Regions from separate parts of the Homo sapiens genome. Here regions 1 and 3 are each linked to region 2. A link is a loop called in an ENCODE intact Hi-C map of the cell type or tissue named here. Cell type or tissue: heart left ventricle. All regions are shown on one strand. Each heading gives the region's core, and the rest is flanking DNA. Links, peaks and the distances in the headings are about the cores only. Region 1 has its middle 5.7 kb from the start of FGF14-AS2. Region 2 has its middle 25 kb from the start of MIR2681. Region 3 has its middle 31 kb from the start of MIR4705.

What was found. Peaks named below come from ENCODE experiments on the same cell type or tissue, not always from the same donor. Only the 100,000 strongest peaks of a DNase experiment are listed, where the experiment ranks them.
Region 1: it touches region 2 in a loop (4-fold over the local background); 9 of 110 quality-filtered maps call a loop at or near these places.
Region 3: a loop joins it to region 2, with 2.0 times the contacts of the local background. A loop is called at or near these places in 3 of 110 quality-filtered maps.

The regions. Positions count from the first base shown.
Region 1 is chr13:102,396,855-102,403,610 of GRCh38, reverse strand. It overlaps a transcript of FGF14 not described here. Among named protein-coding and RNA genes, the nearest start is that of FGF14-AS2, 5.7 kb to the right of the region's middle. In heart left ventricle, for the core only: no CTCF peak of the experiment used is centred there; DNase peaks (open chromatin) are centred at 980, 3,250 and 3,510; H3K4me3 peaks cover 3,742 bases; H3K27ac peaks cover 2,035 bases; H3K27me3 peaks cover 905 bases.
Region 2 is chr13:101,939,042-101,945,797 of GRCh38, reverse strand. It overlaps a transcript of FGF14 not described here. Among named protein-coding and RNA genes, the nearest start is that of MIR2681, 25 kb to the left of the region's middle. In heart left ventricle, for the core only: CTCF peaks have their summits at 2,600, 2,800 and 3,576; no DNase peak of the experiment used is centred there.
Region 3 is chr13:102,011,231-102,017,986 of GRCh38, reverse strand. It overlaps a transcript of FGF14 not described here, the pseudogene L1TD1P1 and the pseudogene RNY1P2. Among named protein-coding and RNA genes, the nearest start is that of MIR4705, 31 kb to the left of the region's middle. In heart left ventricle, for the core only: no CTCF peak of the experiment used is centred there; no DNase peak of the experiment used is centred there; H3K4me3 peaks cover 185 bases; H3K27ac peaks cover 2,141 bases.

The DNA.
Region 1 (6,756 bases), core at 655-5,654, 460 kb before region 2:
ATTATGAAGAAACTTCTAAATATATATATTTAAATTAGAGTTAAAATTTTTATGTCAGTTTACCTATAAAAATAGAAATAAGCTGGCATAAGTTTAATTCATTTACCTACAGAGAATGGGAGTGGTCAGTTTTACTTCTTTAAAATCCTTATCTCAAAAATATGATGAAATGCTAAGTTACTTTTGAGTAGCGGGTACTCTGGAGTTTGTTATATTATTTTTTGTAATTGTTTGTATCACTTTGCACATTGTATTTTCCTCCAAGTAGAATAAAATAAAATAACAGCTTGGTCTGAAATCCTTTGATTTTTCTGGGCAAGTAGGAAGCTGGGTTATATGTTGGTGAAAATAGAAAACTTGCCTGTTTTGTTAGGTTGGATTAGTGTAGGTGAGATGTGCAGATGAGAAGTAAATGAGGGTGAATTTAATGTTAGCTCAATTAATGAGTGCAGAAACATGCAAAGAATTAGGGCGTGATTTAAGCAGGGACTTTCTGCACAATTATTTAAAGGTAACGTGTTGTCTATAAAAGGCATACATTTTCTCATGTATACATGACCCTCCCCACAAAAGTACAGTTTGCCACCTAGATTTTAGTGGTTGTCCTTTTAAGAGGCGGTTTCTGGTAATATCTGTTATATATCTAGTTTACATTTTTCAAACAGCCCCTCAAGTAGGAGTCCAATAATAAGAATTAAAGGAACTTGAGTTTTCCTTAATGTTTTAGGTGCATTATATGCTGCTTTTGAAAATGTGAAGGTGGAACTGATTTTGGCTGGGTGGAGAAGCATTAAACCCATTTTTCTCTTTATTTCCCCCCCACCTCCAACCTCCCAACATGCATTTTCTAAGGTTTACTCATTATAATTTTTAATTTTTACTTTTCAAAATTCACTTTTAATAGAAGGCTGTCAGATTGGCTCCAAGAGCAAACAGCAGGCTGACTGGCGCTTGGCGGAGGAGGGAGAGGGTCGCGCGTTGGGTCTGGGTTTGGGGCTGGGGCTGGAGCTGGCGGGTGGGGAGACTTCAGGAGGGGCCCTAGCAGAGAGACTGCAGTGACACTGCCCTCCCTGGGCTGGTTGAAGCATCTCACTGGTGACGGGTCTGAAAGCACGTGGCTACGTCATGGAAAGCCAGTCTTTTCAATGCAAACTTCAACTCCTCCTCCTCCTCCCTCTAATGCCTGTAACTCACATCCGAGGCTGGGCGAGGAATCCGGAGGGGAGATTTTCCTCATGCTCACGGTTGTTGGAAACTGGAAGAGTGAGAGGAAGGAGGAAGGGGATTTGTGGCGCTCTCTACCTACTACAAGACTGACAAGGGGAGGGGGCACCTAAATTTGCATCTTTTCTTCGTGGTGATTGAGAACTGCAGGTTCAAACCGATCCCACTGAGCACTGGCGATTGATTATAAAAAAAAATCGACACTGGGAGAAGGGAGGCTCTGTCTTCGGCTGTCAGACTCAATCTCGGAGGTGGTATTGGTGTGTGAGTGTGTGTGGTGGTGTTTTTTTTTCTTTTTTTTTCTTTTTTCTTTCTTTCTTTCCTCTTTTTTTTTTTTTCCTTCTCTCCTAGGGGCTACACAATGGCAGTCTTCTCTCAGTAAGATGAATCCTGCTTTGCCTTCTGCAGATCCACCCATCCTCATAGCGATCAAGTAAAAAGGCTATGGTTTTCTCTTTGGGGATCTTTTGTGCATTACTGTTCTCCCTGATTAGTTTTGATCTCAGTTGGGATCTCTTTGCTTTTCTGTTTGGCTTCATGCTGAAAAAGGATTTTTTCTCCAACCCTTTGGTAATAATCCGGTGGTGATCGAGGGGGGATAAATCATTCACCCTGGCCGAAAACAAACAATCACTGAGAAGTCTCAAAGAAATATACCACGTGAGGGGAAAAAACTGGGAGAAGATCCGGAATATTATCGTTTTTCCTATGGTAAAACCGGTGCCCCTCTTCAGGAGAACTGATTTCAAATTATTATTATGCAACCACAAGGATCTCTTCTTTCTCAGGGTGTCTAAGCTGCTGGATTGCTTTTCGCCCAAATCAATGTGGTTTCTTTGGAACATTTTCAGCAAAGGAACGCATATGCTGCAGTGTCTTTGTGGCAAGAGTCTTAAGAAAAACAAGAACCCAACTGGTAAGCGAAACATGCATCATGTTATGTTTTTCCTCATAATAACCTGTCTGTTGCTCATCGAGCTAGATCTGCAGTTCTGCTATGCAGGAAGGCAGGGGAAACATACCAGGAACCAGGACAGTGTTGCATATAGAGGTGTTGCATGAATAAACAAGTAACAGCTGGATCGGCGTCTACGAACCCCAAAACCATTATTGGCATCCCTTGGCTGTGACACAATCCATCACTAGGAGGGAGGAGGAAACTTTTTTTTTTTTTTTAATGTATTTGGTTGCCTATGTTTGGTGGAATAGTGAAGGGCTATGGCTTAAGGTTGTGCCCCAGGCAGCTGAAGCTTCGGTAGTTGCCAGGAAAAAGAACCGCGAGCTCCCCTTACTTCTGCAGCAGGTTCGAGGGACGTAGCTGGGTTCCGAGAACCTGCTCTAGACTTTCTGATTAGCTTGCACAATATTCGCCACCACGATCACCTTTACCAAAGTAAAAGAGGCCCCCTCCCTCGCGGCCCCGCTCCTCCGTCAGCCCCCGCGTCCCTCCCCCGTCCAGCTCCGGGTGCCCGAGCATTAACTCATTCCCCCTGTCTGCCTCTGACACATCCTGCCACCGGGAATACTTGAGCAAGGCTTGCGCCGGGAGGGAACCCCAGACTGAGAGGACAAGCCCAGCCCCTCTAATATTTGTAATTGAAGTCCCCCCCTTTAGAAAGCGGTGTCAAAGCCCTGCGTCGGGGTCCCACAGGGCCAGGGGTGGGGATGAGCCAGGCCGTGAGTTCCTGCTTTTAAGCCTACTGGTGATCATGCGCCCCGATTCCAAAGGGCTCCAACAAGGGAACTTGCAGTACATTACATAAGAAATGCAAATGCATCTGATTTGGGGAGTCGGATCCCAGGGGTTCCCGTCCCCGCGTCTCAGTCCGAGGCGATTGGGGGCGGCCGCGGAGCTGTGGGCGAGCAACCCAGGGGAGGCAGGCTGGAGGGCTGCATGGTGGTGGCGGCGGCGCTGGCGAGGAGGCTGGGCGCAGCCTTTCCCGGAACCGCTCACGCTGGCAGCCGGGAGTGTGTGGCGTCCCCTAGCTCCGTTCAGGGTGGAGAGGGACCCGGGGCCGGCTGTTTTTGTCTGGGGTTGTGTCTGAAGGAGGGAGCGGGCAGATCGGCCGTCCCGCAGTGGCAGCCCGGGCTCTGGAAGCTCCTGACGCTGGCACTGCGGTGCAGTAGATCATGGCTCTCCACGGCCTCCCTGACGCCCTGGGCTCTGCCGGGGGCCGCACTGGCACCCAGAGCCCCAGCGACTGGGGCAGCAAGTGGCTGCTGCCCTCCAGCCTCCGAACCTTGCCAATGCAACGTAGCTGGGGTGGCGCGCTCCGAGGGGTCTGCCGCCTGCGGGTGCAGCGCGAGGCAGAGGAGGAGGAGGTGCGGGTGGGCGGGGACGGAGGCGGTGGGTGCGGAGGCTGAGACCGTTTGCGGCCACCATTCCTGCAGCAAAGGAGAAACTGCGAGTTGTTAGACAGTCTAAAAGGGCAGAGGCTCCTATGCTGGGGCGGAGAAGATTGCCCCCAGCTGGTACTTTGGGGTGGCAATTGAGGCTCTGGTAGTAGCCTCTGGCTGCTCCGTGGACTCGGTGCTGCAGTGGGCTCTGGGCTCTGCCCTGAGTCCTCCTCCCTGTGTTCTAGTTCTTACACCGTTTCTATTCACCCCATCTGTTTCCTCCTCCTCCGTCCTTTTACCCTCCTCTCTTCTTAACTCCTCAGCGTTTAGCAACTCTGAAACGACACACCAACCTGAGAATTGCCCAAGGGGAAAACAGTGTTGTCACCTTTCCACCCGCATGTCTAATTCAGCTATGAAGTGTACCCCAAGATGTACTCCAAGTCCCCGACATCAAACCTAAAACTTGCTGACGCTTGGTTCATACAAAACCAACTTACATCTGCAACACTATCTCACAGCCTAATATGAAGACCCTTTTTGCAAGACTTCTCAAAGTGAGAAAGGCCAAGGGCTGCAGTGGGAAGGGCAGGGGTGACTGCTTTACACTGCAAAAATGGTGGTCTTTTGAACCCTTCTTGTGTCTTTCTGTGAAAAGATTTAACTCTCTTCTGAGAAAGGAATAGTGCAAAAACATTTTTTATTTAGATGTGACCATTTGTCTTAGGGACCTTGAAGTCAGTCCTTCCATAGTACTGGAGAGTGGGAAATAATTTAGCACAGAACAGTAAGTTTCTTTGTAGGCCTTTATAATTTTTTTTGTAAACAATTTTACCGGAAACACTAAATTTCTCCCTATACACGAGTCACAATCTTATTACACTTCCTCCATCCCACCCACTTTCATCTCTCTGGAATAGTTTTTCCCCCCTTCCAAGGCATTTTTGGAAACTGTGGAACAAATGACAATTTATTTTTAGAACAATTCATTTTGCAGCTTATGAATGCTAAAGTATTTGGGTATGAATTGATGGGCTAACTCAAAGTGTATCTAAGAACATTACCAACTATTCTAATAGGATAATTTAGTGTTAGATAACCAGGGATATGAGTTCCAACCAGGGAGTTGGAGCATTTAGTATATATATATATTATATATTATACATATATATAATATATATATTTAAATGGGACATTAATGTGTCACATTATTTATCTTACCTTCTAAAAGTTTTAGCCTGTTAAGCTTGAATCGAACCCATGCCAAGCCATTCCCTTTCACTATTGTACTTCGTGAGTTCCATTCTCCTGCTAGTAACATAAAGCCTAAAATCTTTTGCAGGTTTTTGATCCCAAAATAGCAGTAGAACTAAAAAGTTAATTGGGTAATTAAAATGAAACAAACACTAAAATTCTTTTAACTGTTACAGCCAAAAGGAACAGATTGACTACTACCTATTATGTTATCTTAAATTTAAAAAGAGAACAATTAACTGGTTTCAAACTAAGAAACTTGGGAGAATACTGCCAAATACCAGTGAATTTGGTGTAAAGCACCTATTCTTATTTCAGAGATAAATAATAGGTTAATTTTCCTTCCTATATCTTTGGAAGTTATGAAATAATTTACTGATTATTTCCAATTCGCTAAACTGTCAACAAGTGTAGGTGGTTCAAGCATTCGTGGAATTTCAGAGCACCGCTATATAATCAAGTTGGTGTGAAAATAAGCAGAAAATAGAGTTACGAATTTAAGGACAAAGTTATTCATCTACCCAAAAGTTATTGATTAGCTCATTATTAATACTTATATAAGAGGTCTTCATTAAATAGTGTTTTGGGCTTGTTTTATGTAAAATTTAACTGGAAGAGAACATGAAAAATGTGTTTGCACAATATATGCTTTTTAAAATAAATTCCAATAGCTTAAAAGTCCTGGATATAAAGTAAATTTGCTATCTTCATTAAAACACCCAGTCTAACAACTATTATCAGAGAACACACACACACACACACACACACACACACACACACACTCTTAAATGTCCTACTTTCCTAGCAGAGCAACAGCTATGCATTTAGAATAAATGTTACCTGCTTCAACTTTCACTGTAGGAGTCATGCAAGGTGACTTTATTTTAGGCAAATCATTAAATAGGGAATACTAAGTCCAAGGCATTTATTTTGCTTGAAGGAGGCTTCATAGGTTTCTTTAAACCAGTATGATAGTTTGGATTGACCAATGTATATAATAGGCCCGTTCTGGAAATAATCTAGGTCACTGCACTTTAAGCCAAGGGTACTAAGGAAAGAAGTGTGGTTGAAAAAAGAAAATCCACAATAAACATAAATACTAAGGTCATGTCATTGCTGTCTCTTCAGGCACATAATGTAAAACAAGCAAAGGAAGCCACAGACCCTCAAATAGATATACCCACTCAACCACACACAGGATATCCCCAAACTTCCATGGCTTGGTAGGATTTTGGAAAACACAGATTTTAAGATAAATCATAATCTAAGAGGATTTTATTGAGTACAAATGTCAGTGCCCAGTGTTAGTACGAAGCAGACGCCCTAGACCTAGTTCTGCACAGCACACTGAGAACATTCCATCAATTCTCTTTTTCTGAACTCAGTCTCCCGCTCTGTCGTGTAACTTTGAGGTGGAACATGCAGGGCTTGGTAGGACCCATGATCACTTTCTATTTCCTACTTGTCTGGCTGCCTTTCAGCTCTGCTTTTGCCTTTCACTAAGCTGTTTTAGGTGCCAAAACACCTGGTATGCCACTGTTACTCATTTAAATATACGTTTTTTTAAAAAGCTACTTGCTTTACATCTAGGGCTGTCATGGTGTTTGGAAGTGAGAAAATAGGAAGAGAGGGAAGAAGAGTGAGCACTTTTTACTCCCCTCCTTCTCAGCCTACCGACTCATCCTAGGTTCCAGTAGAGCTGGGTGAGCCACAAATGGGCCACAACCTCTGCAAGTCTAAACACTGAGTATATTTCAAATGAAAACATCAAATTCAGACTGCACGTCTGGAACAGCAAACAGATGTAAGCTGCTTCTTCTAACATGCTTGGCTGTAGAGTGGGATTCAATGTAGTATTAGTTGGCCTTAGACTCCATCCAGGAAGCTTATTTACTGAGGTAACAAAATGGGTTTTGTAGAGCAGTGCCACTCCATGAACCA
Region 2 (6,756 bases), core at 1,205-6,204:
CCCGTGTTGAAAAGTGTGCCGTGTCACAGCAGCAGAGCTGCCTGGGCTTTGGCAGGTCAGGAATACCCACTGCTAATGCAGTGGGAGGTAGGGATGAGGATGCTGTCCCTGGTTTTGTGGGAGTGCAGACAGAAGGAAGGCAGAAGGGAAACAGGCTGCTGAGGCAGTGTTTGTAATATGGGGTGACCATGGGAGGGCAGTAGCAGACACAAGAGTTGCTTTATCAGGCCGAGGTGCAGGCCCAGAGGTTCAGCCTCTTGCCACGGTCCACCAGCATCCCTGCCAAGATAGAGGTCTCCCCCAACTCCAGCAGCAATTGTGTATGGCTAACTGTTCTAACAGTTCATATAAAATACAACAGGAGTAGAGCAAGTGAAGACTTACGTGTTTGGATTATTTTTTGCCCTTTTATTCAATTATTTTTTTCTTAAAATTGTGTTAAAACATGCATAATTTAATATTGTAACCATTATTTTTTTGGGATGGAGTTTCACTCTTGTTGCCCAGGCTGGAGTGCAATGGCACGATCTTGGCTCACTGCAACCTCCGCCTGTGGGGTTCAAGTGATTCTCCTGCCTCAGCCTCCCAAGTAGCTGGGATTACAGTCATGCGCCACCACACCCAGATAATTTTGTATTTTTAGTAGAGATGGGGTTTCTCCATGTTGGTCACGCTGGTCTCGAACACCTGACCTCAGGTGATCCACCTGCTGCCTCGGCCTCCCAAAGCGCTGGGATTACAGGCGTGAGCCACCGCGCCTGGCCTGTAACCATTTTTAAGTGTACAGTTTTATGATGCTAAGTACATTCACATTGTCTTGCAACCATCACAGCCATTCATCTCTAGAACTTTTCTTCATGTTGCAAAACCAAAACTCTGAACCCATTAAACACTTACTCTCCACTCCCTCCCCACTCCATCCTCTGGCAACCACCATACTACTGTCTGTACCTATCAATTTGGCTATGTTAGGTACCTTATAAAGGGGGAATCATTCAATATTTGTTCTATTGTGACTGGCTTATTCCACTTAGCATAATGTCCTCAAAGTTCATTCATGCTGTAGCATGAGTCAGAATTTCCTTTCTTTCTAGGGCTGAGTAATATTGATTTGCCTGTGTATACTACATTTTGTTTATCCATTCATCTTTTATGGACATTTGGGTTGCTCCCACGTTTTGGCTATTATGAATAATACTGCAATGAACATGGGTATAAATAGTGAGCTTTAATATTGTAATTAAGTTTTAATCTTTAATACGTATTTGATAGTCCAACTCAGGGATTGGCAAACTATGACCCTCAAGTCAGATCTAACCTGACATCTGTTTTAATAAATAAAGTTTTAGATAATAGAACACAATTGGATTTGGTTTGGGAAGGAAGGAATGTTGTTTGCAGAGAGTGGAGTTTGCATACAAGATTGACCAAAAGAAAAAAATAATATGTAAATACTTTGGAGGACAGAAATAATCACTTTTAGGGATGTGTTCTGTGACAAACATTACAATGATATAATCTTTGCATTACTTCATTTAATCCTGAGGAAGACCATAAAGTAGAAATTCCCTATCCATTCCTCTTTTCTAATAGATAAAGAAAACTGGGCTTGGAAAGTTTAAGTATTCATGCCTCTTTGGCCATAAAACTTCTGCTCTTTCTGCAGTATGGCACTGTCTTTGAAAATATGCAGACAACTTCACAGTCTAAAAGCATTTAATCCACCTCACAACCATAATTGTCTGCTGAAAGTGGTTTTGTTTTTTACCATGTTTTTTTTTTGTTTTTTTTTTTTTTTTGAGACGGAGTTTCACTCTTGCCCAGGCTGGAGTGCAATGGTGCTATCTCGGCTCACCACAACCCCGCCTCCTGGGTTCAAGTGATTCTCCTGCCTCAGCCTCCCCAGTACCTGGGATTACAGGCATGCGCCACCACACCTGGCTAATTTTGTGAATATATATATATATATATTTTTTTTTTTTTTTAAGTAGAGACAGGGATTCTCCATGTTGGTCAGGCTGGTCTCAAACTCCTGAACTCAGGTGATCCGCCTGTCTCGGCCTCCCAAAGTGCTGGGATTACAGGCGTGAGCCACTGCACCCAGCCTTTTGCCATTTTTAAGGGAGGAGATTGAGAGGCTTACGGAGTTTGTGCAAGTGTCTGAATGCATGCAGCGGGTAAGTGGCAGAGTCGGGGTTCAAACCCAGCTTCTCTTATTCTACAGCAGCTTTTCTCAACCCCTGCAACAATTGATGTTTAGACCTGGATAATACTTTGTTGTGAGGGGCTGTCTTGAGCCTTGTAGAATGTTTAGCAGCATCTCTGGCTTCTACCAACTAGATGTCAGTAACACCTCTTCCCCCTTGTGACAACAAAAACTGTCTTTAGATTTTGCCAAATTACCCCTGGGGGTGGCAATCACTTGGAGTTGAGAACCACTGGTTTATATCCATGTCTTTCGACCATGCCTCTCTGGTTTTCTACTCTGAAGCAATTCACAATCTAGTAGATGGTAGCAGACACACGGTTAAGTCTAAAACAGGAGAGTATTATACTGAGAGTCAGTATGGAACCCGGAAGAGTGAACCTAGTAGTTTCAAGAGTATAGGCTTTCCAGCTAGACTGCCTAGTTACAAGATTCAGATCCTACATTTACTAGTTGTTATCCATGGACTAGTTATTAGCATTCTGTACTTCAGTTTCCTCATCTCTAAAATGGGATTAATACTAATACTTGCTTGACACAAAGTAAACACCATGGCTATGGGAAGCTGAGGCCCCCTGCTGTGCAGGGCAGAAAGTGGGGATTAAGAGGGGTTCTATTTTGAGCCCACTGCCTGGTTTTCATTAGCTCTGCCGATTGATTTCCATAATGCCAACCCTGAGGGCTGAAGCCTATGCTTCTGGCCTCATTAAGGAAGGAAGAGCTGTTTTATATAGTTATTTTCTGGCTAGAGATTAAACAATTAACACCTTACCTGATTATACAAGTGAAGCAAAGGCTTTTAGCTCTAGTCTATCCTGAGAGAGTCATAGAAACACAGACACCAGTGTAGGAGTTCTTGGCCATTTTCTAGTTTAGCTACTTCTTTTACAGACAGGAGATGACTAAGATCAGAGTAAAATGATAATCTGCCCAGAATTGCAGAACTAGTTCCTAGGAAGCCAGAACTGATGCGGACCACTGCTTTTTAGCTCAGTTTGTTTCTTTCACTGATTGTCAGTGTTTTCTCAGAGAGATATAATTTGCAGATGCATAAGATACACTGGAGAATGATGATGATTGGACATTCTGCAGCTAATAGATCTGTTCCATAAATTAAAAAGACAAAATCAAATGAGTACTAAATTTTTAACTGTGAAAAATTATTTCTTAATAATATTTTCATGTTCAAGAATAACACTAGTATTTTTTTTCTAGAATTTATTTTGTTGTTTTTCCAGAATAGTTGCCTATGTTACAGGCTTCTGCTCTGTCTAAGGGAATAAGGAGAAGGCATTTCCTGAGACACTAAACAGGCTTTTCTCTAGTTACTCGATGGTGATAACTAGAGTAACAGTGTCCACTGCTGGCAAATCAGATAATTGCACCACACTTTACACAGTTGCTGTATGTGAGGAATAACATTTTACTTTCACCAGGATGTATTCTCAGGTAAGGGTTTTAAGGCATGCAATGTGAAAAGATGCCATTATTATTTAAGAGAAAAATATTAGTTTTATATTAGCCCAATAGTCAATTAATGATTGATCAGCAATCAATTTGCCTCTCTAAACCTAAGAAAACAACATAGTAACAATTCCTATTAAGATAGTTGAGGTTTAAAATATTAAGAGAGTAAAACATATAGTTTTACAAACTAAGGTTTGTACTTAATGCTACCCAATAAGCAAAAGAAATGATTACCATGATGCAACTAAGTTTTGTCATCATTTAAAACAATTACTCGCCAAAAATTTACCTGGGTTTATTCTTTTCAGGACATTCATCATAGGTGTGGAAGAGGAAAGTAGAAGACTATGGGAATGGGAATTCTTCCTTAATTTATTTGAAATACTTAAGGACATTTCAATTTGTTAAACCTTTGAAGCACATTTTGTAATCTAAGAATTTAATTTATTTAACTAGACAGTTGGACAAAAGCCTAACTAGAAATGGCCTCTTTTGCAAGATTTCTGTGTGCTTTAGAAAAGATTCCTGGGTTCAATGCCAAAAACAGGCAGCAGAGGGCCCAGGAAATGGAACTCTCAGGAGTCTTGCTGCAACTCAGGACAGTTTGTTACTCTCCTTTTAAAATTTCTCCTTGAAATTTGTACTTGTAAATGGTGAAAGATGTATTTTTCTTTTTGCTATAGGAAGAAAAAGTCACTAGAATACATGGATAAAGTGGTCTTATCGTGTTATTATAACTTATGGAAATCCACAAATAGCAATTCTAGTTATAGAAATATAGCTTGGCCAGTTAAGAGCTAGTGTGGAATCTTGCTGTTTACTTGCTTTGAGATTGGGTAACTACAGCTGTAGCTGGGAGCATACACTACACATGAAGGCTGTGCATATCGATGATGATTGTTAAATTTTGTGAAAAGGTGTTGACTCCATCTCTGCTCACTGTGTCCTTGCTTTGTGATGAATCCCATTTTTTGAGATTTGGAGCTGTAAGGTCCTAGACATCAGGACTGAGTAGTTTGAAAACATAAATCGCTCCGCAATGTTGCTCTTTTCAGCTCATGTGTTTATTCTTCTGTGACCCTTCAGGTTTTCACTTGACCTGCAGGATCAAGACTTGTTTTTTTTTCTAAGTCTTAGAGATGTCCCCAAAAGACTCTATCTGTTCTTAACTTACTTTGTTTTCATTTTCTGTCTTCTAGATCTTTCCACATGCAAATTTTATTTTGCATATGAAAAATTTGCTTATGAATGAAAAATATTTTTTAAAAAATTCTTTCAATATTTGTTGAATTTTACTGTGCTGGGAGCAGGGAATAGAGCAATGAACAAAACCTAAGGGACCCCTGATCTCATGGAATTTACACTGTAGAGGAGGAAGACTGATCATCAAATGTATAAAGACAAAAATCAAAATGAGATATGCTGACAAAAGACTTGAGCAGACAGAGAAAATAGGTGAGGTCTAAAGAGTGCAGGTGGTTACTGTGGATTGTCAGTTACTTTAGATTGGATGGGTAGGGAATGCCTTTCTGAGGAGGTGATATGGAGTAGAAACCTGAATGAAAGGACAGGGTCAACCCTATCAAGTAGTTCAAGTAGAAAAAAGCAATTTGTACAAAAGCCTCAAGGCGAGCACAAGCTTTTCATGTTTGAAGAATGGAAAGTAGGCCACCCTCTCTGCCTGTACTCTTTCCCATTCACCTTGGAAAGAACAGGTGTGCACAGGGGATATTTTTCTCATTCATCTCCCACTGGAGAATTAAGGCTCTATTGAATGCTTGAGCCTCCCTTCCTCTCCCTTGACCGCCACCTCTTGCATACTTCCAGAGGAAGAGGTGACCTCTTTTGGGAGACCTCCCGATCACCCTTTTAAAACACTGTTCTTCACTTTCTCCTGTATTCGACTTGTATTTGACAGCCTGCCTATTTCAGTGTGTGATCCTTGAGTTTCTCAGTAGCCAACCCAAGGCATGGATACAACTAGGGATTTACTGCTTAGAAGGACTTGAAGCCAGATCATTCAAGATAAGTCCTCTTTTGCAGGTCCAGAGAGGTGACTTGGCCAAGGCCATTTTGCCAGTTAAGGAGAAAAGAGAAGCAAAGGATTCTGCATCCCACCCAGAGCTCTCTGAATTACCTTGTTCTGTCTGTTGTAATATATCCGTCTGCAAAATTTTATTGTTTTCTCCAACTACTTTTTTTCCTTCTTCTCTTGTATATCATGGTTCTTTCACTTTTTGACCCTTTCATTCATGCTATTTCTTTCTAAAGCATGCCATTTCTTTGTCTCGTTTTTATTTAATATGAGGTGGTTTTTGACTTTAACTTTTTTCCAATAAACTAGATTAAATACAAAGAATGTCCATATTGAATCCTTCTGATAGTGAGACTGGTTCAGACGGATAATGCAGGTATACAAAACAGATTGACATTTACAGTCTGTGAATTAGAAACAAGGAAGAGGATAGAAGACTGCACATTGGTGAGATTTTTACAGAACTTTGTTACTCAAGATGCAAATCTAATAACCATGGTCAGTGGTGCATTTTAGGATTTCGCATTAACCCAACACCCTGGGGCTTCCTGGCCTAAGTGTAACATCTTCACTCAACCTTACTTAAGGTAGGAGTTAGGCTTACTGTCAGAGATAATGGACAGAAAGGATGTGCTGTAACTCTTGGGACCATGGAAAGTCAGACAAAAATAAAGTAAGAAATGGACTGAGATTGTTTAGTAAGCTGCCTGTGGCTTACTAAGCTATTTCTAATCATTAAAACGAGTTTGTGTAATGGTGCTGTTAGTAACTTTAAACGTATTTTTAGGAGAGCTGAAGAAATTCTGCCACTAATACTCAGACAAAGGAAACCAAGAATATCTATGAAACGCACAGATTGTATTGAACAATTGTTTCTCTGGAATGAGAAAGTATAACAAAGGAAAAGTTAGAGATCAATATAGGTTTTTCCATCCTCAAACACTGAATGTTTGACTAGGGCCATACCAAATTATTCTGATGTTTCCAATCTGCTCACTCCATGCCAGGGCTCCTCAGCCTTGGCACTATTGGCATTTTGAGCTGGTTA
Region 3 (6,756 bases), core at 1,105-6,104, 72 kb before region 2:
GCATCAGAGAGATAAAAAAGGAGATTGGAAATTTGAAAAGTTCCCATCCAGGAGTGTTGGAAATTAAAAATTCAGTAGATGATCTGAGTAGCGGAATGGACATACTTGAAGAAAGAATGAACAGTCTAGAAGATCAAATTGAAGAATTCTCTAAGAATACAGTCCAAACGACCAAAAAGATAATTAATAAAGAAAGGCAAAGAGATAGAGAGGATAGATCCAGAAGCTCCAACATTCATTTGATAGGAATTCCAGGAAAACGGAATAATGAGAATGGAGCAGAGGACATAATTAAGGAAATAATTGATGAAAACTTTGCAGAACTAAAGAAAGTTTCAAGTCTTGAGATTGTCAGTGCTTGCTGAGTACCTAGTAAGATTGATGAAAAGAGACTGACCCTAGACACATCTTGGTGAAATTTTGGAATTCTAATGATAAAGAGAAAATAATAAGGACTTCTATAGAGAGAAGAGAAATAATCTACCAAGGAACAAGAATCAGATTGACAGCAGACTTATCACTGGACACACTGGATGCTAGCAGTAAATGGAGCAATATCTTTAAAGTTCTGCAGGAAAAAGGCTTTAATCCTAGATTCCTATATCCAGCCAAACTAGCATTTGATTTTAGGGATAAAACAAAGGTATTTTTTGATATTGAAGAATTTAGAGATTATGTTTCACATATGGCCACTTTGAGTTAATTACTGGAGAATATACTTTAGCAGTCTAGGGTGACTATAAACACAATATGCTTTTCTCCCCCAGCACACATCCAAAAATCAACAAGTAAAACTGGAGAATACACTTCTACCCAGAAGGATGGACAGCTAGCAGCATACTTGGGGATGAGGAGCAAGGAATATTACAGATGTTACCTAGATGTTAATAAAGTTAAAGTGTATGTTAAAAAAAACAGGCTGGTCTGAAGGTAGTTAGTTATTTCAGTTGATTGTTCACAGTCAGTTACAGATAGAATTCCTTGTTCTACTTGCCTCTTGCCCCCATCTCACTACTGCAGTTGACTAGTCCTTTTAGAATTTATACTGTCCTAGCTTGTCTAAGAGTAAACATCCTATGCTACTGGGGGAGGGGCACACCTGTCAATATAACCAGTCAATGTAGCAGGAAAACAGGAGGGGGCAGTAACAGAGAAGCACAGGGGGAAAGATGGCAAGGTTAGTTAAAATAGAAAAAGCCACTGCTGTGCTTGGTGGCTCATACCTGTAATCCCAGCAATTTGGGAGGCCAAGGCAGATGGATCACTTGAGCCCAGGAGTTCAAGGCCATCCTGGGCAGTGTGGTGAAACCATCTACAAAAAATACAAAAAGAGGAAGAAGAAAGGATATTTCATAAATTTGTATCATTTGTCATGATGTGAATCTTGAATCTTTATATTAAATCTTTTGCCTTTGGAAAATAAAAGAAAAATATTACTATGTAATCTGGTTCTAAGACCTGTACAATACAGCTCACATTATGTTTAGGTCTAGGTATTTGTATTAATTCTGGTTCAACAATAAAAATTTTTAGAAAAATCAGCTATAGCAATTAACTAATCTCAGTTGTCTCACATTATTCCTTGTTTGTTCTAAGTGGCCTTGTTTAATTTTTAAAATTTAAAATATTTATTTTGCATTATATTTAAAATTTTAAAAATCTTTTCAAATTATCCTGATAGCAGGTTAGTTAAAATTTATAATACATATAGTCATATATATTGTGGTGCAGGAAGAGAAAATAGTTTGTTTTTGTAATTTCCCTAAACCACAATTTTCTCAACTGTAAAATGGGAATTATGTAGATTACAGTTAAACTACCTCCTAAGGTCATTTTGATGACTAAATGAACTAAAATACTTAAAATGATGCTTTGGCGTATATTGGCCACTCAAATGCAAGTTGTTATTCATGAAAATTCATGAATTTTATTGTCTCTTATTGAGAAGGGATATTATACCAAATTCATAAAATTCTCTTCCTAAGAGACTGATAATAGTGCTCTAATCTCTCAGCCTAGTTTTGAGCACTAATACATTAAATTTTGGAGAGTATTTCTATTGGTTTTTGCAATTTTTTAATAGATAGCACAAAACTTGCTGAAATGCTATTGAAGCTGAAAATATAAGTTTAACTAAGACTATATCCAGGGAGAGAAATGCATATTGTGTCTTTAAGTCGATTTTTTTTCTATTTAGGTAACAGCATGCATTGAGCTTTTAATTTTATTGGGAAGGCTGCTTTAGGATCTTTGGAAAAATAGCACAGAAGGAGACAGTTTTGTTCCTACCACCCTATCCTCCAGGCCTTGACCCCATGGGGAGTTTACAGTCTGGACATGACACTGATGCATTGCCTCCATGTTTGATGGGCAGAAAGGAATGTGTAATGATTAGTCCACATATCCTATCCAGTGAACACTTAGAAACAGCCTACCATGAATTTTCTTGAAAAGAATTTACTTTACAGTCTTTCTTTGCTAAGAACAATGGTTGATAAGAAAAATTAATGTATAATTGATAGTATACATTTTTCTTGCTAGTCTAAAGGTAACTGTTTTTTAAATTCATTCTTCTACTATGGATCTTTTGACAATCAAACATTTTCAAGTGTAGAGCCTGTGACAATGTGAAATAAGTTAACAGATTTTAAAAATATATATTCCTTTGGTGATACGAAAGCAGAGCTTTTTTCTATTTAGACAGATGCGTGGTAAATAAAAGTATCTAGAAATGTAAACAAAGTATAAATTCTGCTGATGTTTCTCATAAATTTTAGCAGGCTGAGCACGGTGGCTCACGCCTGTAATCTCAGCAATTTGGGAGACTGAGGCAGGTGGATCACATGAAGTCAGGAGTTTGAGACCAGCCTGGCCAACATGGTGAAACCCCATCTCTACTAAGAATACAAAAATTAGCCAGGCGTTGTGGCACAGGCCTGTAATCCCAGCTATATGGGAGGCTGAGGTAGGAGAACCGCTTGAACTCAGCGGTGAGCTGAGATTGTGCCATTGCACTCCAGCCTAGGCAACAAGCATGAAACTCTGTCTCAAAATGAATAAATAAATAAATGAATGTTTAGCAGAATAGAAAAATCTTTTTGACTGAATCTAGACTTCAACCATATTTTACACACATGACCGTTCTTAATTCTCATGCCCTCTTTCCATCTTTTTTCTGCAACAAAGAACCATGGCGATTAATATAAAAAAATAAGTTTGTCATATTTTATTTATTGTGTTTTTAGCTGTTCTGTATTATGAAATAATCATTTACATACGAAATAAGTGACTGTGGAGTAGAAAATGGAAGACTTGTGTTTTTGAATAATCAAAAGCCATTATATGTCTTTTTAAATTCAAATTTCCAACTATTGTGGACTGAGGAAAAAGTTGAATGTAACTCTTGATTTAATTGAATGTAAATCACTTTTCGATAATTGGTTCCTCTGCATTGCTTATCATTTTTGTTTGCTTTAGTTTACCTGGGATCCAAGTCAATGCACTTGCGATGATGCTTAAAATATAGACACAATCTTATCACTTCCTGGCTATCTTTTATACTTAGCTTTTTCCGTGCACTATTAGGAATATGCCTGGTTCTGGTCAATCTATACATATGTGAAATTATACTGAATATTATAGAGTTGTTACACTAGTGGAAAAAATTTTCATTTAAAAATTAACTAAAAGTTGCTTTTTGCATTACAGCTATGTTAGTCAACCAAAATGTTTAGAAGTCTTTTTTTTTAATTTTATTATTATTATACTTTAAGTTTTAGGGTACATGTGCACAATGTGTACATCACTATTCAGTTCAGGTACTATGAATAGTGATTCCAACTTGGCCAGGCTGCTGTGGCTTAAGTCTTGGCCTCATCATTTACCTGTTTGACCTTAATGTTCATTAACTACTCCATACCACATTATCTTCTTATTTAAAATGATACTTTTATAGATTTTTAAATTTGTTGTAAAGATTAAATTCATTAGTACATTAAAAGTACCTGACATATAGAAATCACTCATTGAACATTAGCATTTGACCTCCTTTGTGCTCTTTCTATTGGAAGACGTCTGCTCTAAACCTGATTATGCCTCTTGCAAGCTGTTAGACTCTAAGCAAGTCCTGTCATCTCTCCACCCAAAGATATCCTTGGTTTTAAAATAAAGATAAAATGCTTATTTGACACAATTGTCCGAACAATGAAATAAAATGTCATATATGATCAAGCCTAGTAGGTAGTAGGGGAATATGAAACAAATAAACATGAAAAATAAACACTTCCAGGCAACCTTACGCTTCTGAGATTGGGAGGAAGGCTGATTAAGCCTAGGAAATCACTCATTGTGTTTAAATTGTCAAATTGTGCAGCCAATGGATTCTGTTATTCAAGAATTGCACAATTCCTTTGGGTTTATTCATCTGTTTATTTATAAATTCATGTTTCAGTGGGGAACATCTTAAACAGCTCCATAGCGAGACAGCAGTTAGTTTGTGAGCACCTCAAAATTTGTGACAGAAACCTAAAATACCATTTGACAGTGTTTTCTTCCAAGAAGATAATCCTTAGAAAAACTGTAATACATGCAATCAGTAATTTTCTTAAAATATCTGTATTTTTAACATTTATTCTCATGGTTTTCTCAGAAAGGCTTATGATTGATCCAATTTTTAAATTAAATTTTAGCACACCTGAGCAGGAAATACTACATGTAGAAGGCTGAGTGCATTTAATTTTTACATCATTTCCTTCTTTTTCTTTGCTCTTCTCTTTCCCCTGTCCTACTTCTTTTTATCTCTGGTGTTTTTTGTTTGTTTCTTTTGTGTGTGTGTGACAGGGTTCTGCTCCGTCATCCAGGCTGGAGTGCAGTGGCATGGTCATATCTCACTGTATCCTTCACCCCCTGGGCTCAAGCAATCTTTCTGCCTCAACCTCTCGAGTAGCTGGGACTACATGATTCTGTGTTAGTATCTATGTTTTTTACTAAAATTGGTGAGGAGATGCTTTGAATGGGTAATTCATCACCCCATTAGCAGTCATGAATACCCCGGCTTGTATCAACTCCATTGGTGATCACTTGGCATCACTTTATGAGAATAAACAGAGATGAGATTAATAAGGGGGCTCAGACATCCAGAAGAGGCGGGTTTCATATGTGAGCCAGTACTGGGCATGGATGGAAAGGCTGAAAATAGAAAGTGAGGCAGTGCCACGGGAGAGCTGCTCTCTATCCTCACAAGCCCCAGTGCGGGAGGGGTTCCTCTTCTCTTACCATCTTCATTTTGTCACACTCCAAAAACTCAAGATATTACATGACCACACAACTTTACTTTTAACTTGTTTTGCTTTGTTTGGTATTGAGTCTATTTCATTTCACTGCAAACAGAAATCTACTGTGAAAGACCTTAATTTTTGGCATTGCCTGTCCTTTATCAGCTGCCTCATGTTTGTCTAGCTATATCCTGCCAGTGACTAAAATGACCCCCAAATGACAAGCTTTGGCAGGAGCATGTGTATGAACCTTTCAGACACAGACAAAATAATCTAGAGAAAAATTCTCCAAAGGCCCAGACATAACAAAGGCCTGCTAGGAAATCTAGATTGTTACCAGAGAGTAACTACTTGTCACCGTAGCATTAAAGACTTTGATTTCTCTTTCCAGACTCAAGCACAGGAGTGAGAAATATTATGATTATAATGAAATTTTAATTTTCATAATATTCATGGCTTGTGTAGCTGAGACCATGATCTTTTCTTCTCTGCCCCTTCACCCCCAGCCCCTCCTTCTCTTCTGTCCATTTCCACAAGGCATTTTCAGGTCACTGGATCGGCAAATTGATTAGTTTATATTTAAAGTTTAGGGACTGTTCAAAACTGAATGTGACATCTCCCTCAGTGGCAGCATGATAAAAGACAGTGATATTTTACTCCTGTCCCTCATTTTGGTCTCCAAGCTAAACCTAGAAAAATCTCAACAAACAAACATATTTGGGTAGCAAAAATAAAAGAACGAATTTATTACCACAAATTACCATTCATGAACAAAGCCATGAGTGATCGCTGAAGATGGATGATTTGCTTCATCTGTCCTTTAGTTAAGCAGTTCTCCACTTAATTCAGATGCTGGGAAAATATTTCCTTGGCAGATGGGTGAGCTGGAGATCAGTATTTATAGAATCATTATACCCTGTCACATTGTTGCAGAGAACACTCTGAGAGCTTGATGACCGGAGACTTTGCACTTCTGTGGTCGCATTTCTGTGATCCTTCCAGAAACCCTCTTCTAAAGACTGCCACTCCCTGTATGGCAAAGCATCTTCCAAAAGTCATTCTGAAGTGATCCTGCCTGGGTTTGTCTGAGCTGCTCTCTATGCTCTCAGCTATGGATAAGCTTCATACTCCTGCGTATGGCAAAGCATCTTCCAAAAGGCGATCCTGCCTGGGTTTGTCTGAGCTGCTCTCTATGCTCTCAGCTATGGATAAGCTTCATACTCCTGCGTATGGCAAAGCATCTTCCAAAAGGCATTCTGAAGTGATCCTGCCTGGGTTTGTCTGAGCTGCTCTCTATGCTCTCAGCTATGAATAAGCTTCATACTCCTGCAGCGTTAGGAATAGACACTTAAGTCTTATTCTCCCAGGTATAATCAAGTAAGAAAAGGGAAGGAATATGGATTGTAGATCAGTTTTTTAATATATTGGGTACATTTTGTTGGAAGCTCCAGGAGAGAAGGTTCAAAGTATGTAATCACAGTAC